Regions from separate parts of the Homo sapiens genome. Here region 1 is linked to region 2. Evidence: read pairs that join two places in POLR2A ChIA-PET (ENCODE). Cell type or tissue: CD4-positive, alpha-beta T cell. All regions are shown on one strand.

The links. ChIA-PET counts read pairs that join two places held together with the same protein. Peaks named below come from ENCODE experiments on the same cell type or tissue, not always from the same donor. Only the 100,000 strongest peaks of a DNase experiment are listed, where the experiment ranks them.
Region 1: POLR2A ChIA-PET joins it to region 2 with 8 read pairs; 7 of 35 experiments call an interaction of 5 or more read pairs at or near these places.

Annotation. Positions count from the first base shown.
Region 1 is chr7:2,965,646-2,968,145 of GRCh38, reverse strand. The region is part of intron 1 of CARD11 (caspase recruitment domain family member 11); the gene reads left to right. Among named protein-coding and RNA genes, the nearest start is that of CARD11-AS1, 23 kb to the right of the region's middle. RefSeq lists a silencer at 343-525. In CD4-positive, alpha-beta T cell, no CTCF peak of the experiment used is centred here; no DNase peak of the experiment used is centred here.
Region 2 is chr7:3,091,411-3,093,910 of GRCh38, reverse strand. No RefSeq gene overlaps it. Among named protein-coding and RNA genes, the nearest start is that of CARD11, 49 kb to the right of the region's middle. In CD4-positive, alpha-beta T cell, no CTCF peak of the experiment used is centred here; a DNase peak (open chromatin) is centred at 1,300; H3K4me3 peaks cover 496 bases; H3K27ac peaks cover 2,303 bases.

The DNA.
Region 1 (2,500 bases), 130 kb after region 2:
GATCACTTGAGCCCAGGAGTTGGAGGCTGCAGTGAGCTATGATCATGCCACTGCACTCCAGCCTGGATGACAGAGCAAGACCCCATCTGTAAAAATAAAATTTTTAATTTAAAAAAGAAGTGGTACAAAAATTTGTTCTGTGCCCAGTGCACAGGTGGCATGAAGGAAGGGTCCTCACTCCACTGGAGCAGTCAGACAAAACTGCAGAGTAGCCGTCCCGGGCCCGTCACAGCACTTAAGCTCACTGCATTCTCCTTGGTGGACTGACACTGAATGTAATTCTGTGACAACAGAATGTTTTTATCATAAAACATCAGAGCACTCAATTCGGCAAATATTTATTAAAAACCCACTCCATACCGGATAGCGTGGCCCAAGCAAATCACGACACTGACATAGAGAACTCAAAGAGGGACAATGGGCTCCCCAAGTTGCTTCCAACCCAGGCAATAAAATGCCAGCCAGGACACTGAAGAACACAGCAATGAAACAAATTCCATCCAGTGCACAGGTGAAGCCAAGAGCCCATCTTTGAAAGCACAGAGAGGTCTTGAATTGGAATCAGCTGGTGGTCGCAACTGCTTATCAGTCTCCTGTGGGGAAGGCGGATTTGCTGACCAGGCTTCAGAGGCAACAGCAGGAGAGAAGAGTATTTCGTTATCAAGGCCAGGGTTTCCCCCTAGCCAGTCCTGTAGCAAGTCTGACTTGACAGGAGTCCGAGAGGGTGACCTCACTCTGGGATTTGGGTCTGGCTGAGTGGTCCCATCATGGCTCCTGGTCGCCATCAGAGCTGTCAATCAGCCCTGTGCACGGACCTGAAATCCAGGTGGGGCCAATGCTCATAAAAAGTGGACGTGATGAATTGATGTGCATTTCAGAACAATTTAAATCTGTCACTCCTAATTGGGCTTCTATCAAAAGCTTTTCTGCGGTGGCGTTAGAAAAAAGGAGACCCAGGAAGCAGGGTCCTTTGGGAATACTAGGGGTGCGTGCCCTTCCACACTTCATCGTCTTGGTACAAATCTGAAGCCACTGCAGAATAAGTGTGGATATATTCCGGGGGGCTGGGGGATGATATGTGGTGGTGCCCTTGGTCTCTGGGTTCAGGGCACACCAGCCCCTCCTAACTTCCTACTGATGCTCTCGCCTTCCCTAAAAAGGAATCAAGATGAGACATTTTTATCTTCAGGAGCCATTGGCCCTTTGCCTGAGTCAGCTAAAAATGATGTGGCCTCTTGGGGAGCTTCAGGTATGAATATTAGAGGCAGTCTGGTGCCTGAGGGGATGCTTGGGGTGGCGGGCAGTGCTCTGGACCAAGGGACTAGGCCTTGCCGGGGATGGTGGCCGGGAAGCTCGGCTGTAATGTGACATGGGGAGGAGGTAGGGTGCCTATGGAAGAGTGAGAGCTGATGCAAGGGGAGATGCAGCCCAGGGGATAAGGCAGAGGCTGGAGAAGTGACAGCATTGACTGCACAGTGAGGGGCATGCTGGGGATACAAAGCAGGGCCACAGAAGGCGGGTGAGATAAATCATCCTGCCTACACACTGAAAGCTGGGAGTGGTTAAACCAATGGCTGAGGGTGTCGTCCGTGAGTTACAATTTCCTGGGCGATCCTTATCTCCTCATGGTACTGCTCACCCCTCAGAGCTGCACCATTTGTTTCTGTCCGCCGCAGCACTTTAGACACGGATAGTATTAAATACTTAGTTCTTATTGACCACTTGCCAACTTTGGTTTTGTCTCTAGGAAAAAAGAATGGGAAGGAATAGATCGATAAGCGGGTTGCTCTGATTTCAGGGATCAGGGGTCTGTGGCCAGGACCAATATAACTTAGAAAGTGTGCGTTGTATGTGGCACTTGTATCTGTTAGGACTGTTTGCAGCTGCAAATAATAGAAACAGAATCAGATTTTCTGCCTACTAGGGGTTTTACTCTTCTCATGGACCAAGAATTCAAAGGTTAGCTGTCCAGGGTTGTCATCAATGACCTGAGGTTCTTATAGCATCCTAGTCAGACATCCTTAGAGCCTGGCCTAGTCTTCACTGTCACAAAATAGCTGCTATGCCTCCAGGCATCACACCCACATTCCAGGTAGGAAGAGAAGGACAAGTAAAGGGCTCTTCTCATCTGAAATCTGCCTCCTTTTAAAGAGCCTTCCCATATGACTCATCCAGAAACTTCCACCTACATCTCACTGGCCAGAGTCGTGTCAAATAGCCACCTAGCTGCAAGGGATGCTGGAAATAACAGGTTTTTGGTTGGGCACAGTAATGTTCCCAAACAAAACTGGTGATCTCTTAATAAGTAAGAGAGAATGGCTATTGGGCCAGCAGCTGGCAATGTCTGCCACACCACTGCAAATTTAAAATGATAATTGCTACTTTCAAAATATGTATCAGTGAAGCTCTGCTGATTGCTCAACGCATGTTAATTGATGGGAAATATTATCATCTCAGGATTTTGGTTGAATGAGCTGAGATAGACAGAGGTTAAAAAGTT
Region 2 (2,500 bases):
TTAATAGAGATGAGGTCTCATTATGTTACCCAGACTGATTTCAAACACCCAGGCTCAAGTGATCCTCCCACCTCAGCCTTCCAAAGTGCTGCCATTACAGGTATGAGCCACCACACCTGGCCAACCTTCTCCTCTTATCTGTGGGAAACCTTGGGGCATTACTGAAGAAAAAATTGTGATGTCCAAATCCTGCACTGTACCCCAGTGCAAGGTGGTAGGTGTTGAAGTAGAAAATGATAAGACGTAAATCGTCAGCAAAAGCCAAAGAGAGAGGTAAAAAATGTATGAGCACTAAATGAATTGATTTTCATAAAATTAGCGTTATACTGTATAATAATGTTTCCCAATATAAAGTCTTTTTCATATTAATATTTATAACATTGTAAAGATTAAATCATACCTTTGTGATTATTTTAATTTTTTTTAACCTTATTCTGTTCCAAAGATAAAGCTTGGTTGTGTTTTTTGTGTGTGTGGGGGGGGGGTTTGGGTTTTTTTTGGCCTTTATCTTTAGAATGTTCTAGTGACATTCTGAATTCTTCCAACAGGGCGATATTGTTATTTTAATAATGGTTATGCACAACACATATAGGAATCTGTCATGGAGTTGGTGGGAATGAAAAGGCTACTTAGATACCCAGCTTGAAAAGCTTTCATGTTTTTATGTTTAATTTGCAACAATCTTCCTTCTTTGCACAGGAGGTGATACATTACTGAAATAGGAGATCAGGCCAGGTGCGGTGCCTCACGCCTATAATCCCCACACTTTGGGCAGCCAACGTGGGAGGATCACTTGAGCTTCAGAGTTTGAGACCAGCCTGAGCCACATAGCAAGACCCCCCTTTTCTACAAAAAAAAAAAAAAAAATTAAAAATTAGCCGAGCATGGTGGCATGCATCTGTGGTCTCAGCTACTCAGGAGGCTAAGGCAGGAGGATTGCTTGAGCCCGGGAGGTAGAGGCTGCAGTGAGCTATGATTGAACCACTGCACTCCAGCGTGGGCAACAGAGCAAGACCTTGCTCTAAAAAATTAAAAAAAAAAAAATAGGAAGGAAGAAAATAGGAAATCAACCAATGCAGCTCTCACCACCTCCTACATCCGGTTCTGGGGTTCTGGGTGGTGGGGCGCCTGCGTCCTGCTGTAGGGTCAGGACAAACAGGCATGGCTGCACAGCTGTGCTCCCCCTGGCTGGCTCCCGCAGGCTCCCAATGCCTTTGGGAGGTCAGCCTCTCAAGCTGAGTGCCCAGAAACTACACAAACCCCAACAGGCCGTGCAGGAAATGAGACCCACAGCCACGTCACCAGCCTCATTTTTGCAAGCTGATGGAGGTGGGGAAACCCTACCCTTCTTCCTTTAGCAGCAATAGCTTTTCTTTTTTTTTTTTTTATCATGCTTTTTTTTTCATACTTACCAATATTTTTAAGTTTGAGCTTCATTTCAAATTTTTGACCTGAGTAATGATGCCATGCACACAGTTTGCCCAATCTTTCCCCAGCTACCTCTTGGGTCCTATATTAGTATGCTGGGCCTGCCACGACAAAGTACCACAAACAGGGCAACTTAAACAACAGAAATGTATGGCCTCATGGGGCTGGAGGCCAGAGGTCCAAGATCAAGGTGTTGGTAGGGTTGGTTCCTTCTGGGGGCAGAGAACCTGCCCCAGGCCTCTCCCCAGCTCCCGGTGGTTCTCCACAATCTGCAGTGATCCTCGACTTGTAGACGCATCCCTCTGATCTCCACCTTCATCCTCACGTGTGCTCTCCTGTGTGTCTGTGTCCAAATTTCCCTTTTCATGAAGACACTAGTCATCTTGGTTTAGGGCCCACCCTAAGAACCTCATCTTGACTTGATTATCTGCAAAGACCCTGTTTCCAAATAAGATGGCATTTGCAGGCATTGGGGGTTAGGACATGATCTTTTGGAGGTTTAACATCGTTTGTGGGGACATGATTTAGCCCTGACAGGCGCCCTCCTTGCCTGGGTCTCTTCCGTCACCACCCAGTGCAGGCCGTGAGCTCGCTCCATCTGACTTAGAGAGCCCATCCCCTCCTCCACTCTGTACTGTCTCTGATCCCTTCTCCTGCCGGAGGGTGGAGGGGTGGGTGCCCCAGGAAGCAGACTCAGAGAGGGAGGAGACTGTGCAGGAGATCTGTCAAGGGGTTCTCTTAGGACTGGCATCCGGGGAAGGGAAAAGTACAGAATTAGGCAGGAAGGATATTGAGCTTTGAGGCAGCCTCCGTGAAGGCTTCAGACAACCCTGAAGGGAATCTGGAAATGGGGTGGGGAGACCCTCAGAGCTGAGTCTGGGCCTTTTTACCCCTCGTTGATCATGCATCAGCTGCTGGCTGTCCTGGAATGGAGTATGCCTCAGAGCCAGCACGTTCCCCACAGCCACTATCCCTGAAGGATGGGGAGCCGGGACTTTCTGCCAGCAGCCCTCCCACCACCCAGGGACTAGGCCTTCATTTCTGCAGGGCCATGTGGTGGGGGCAGTCCAGC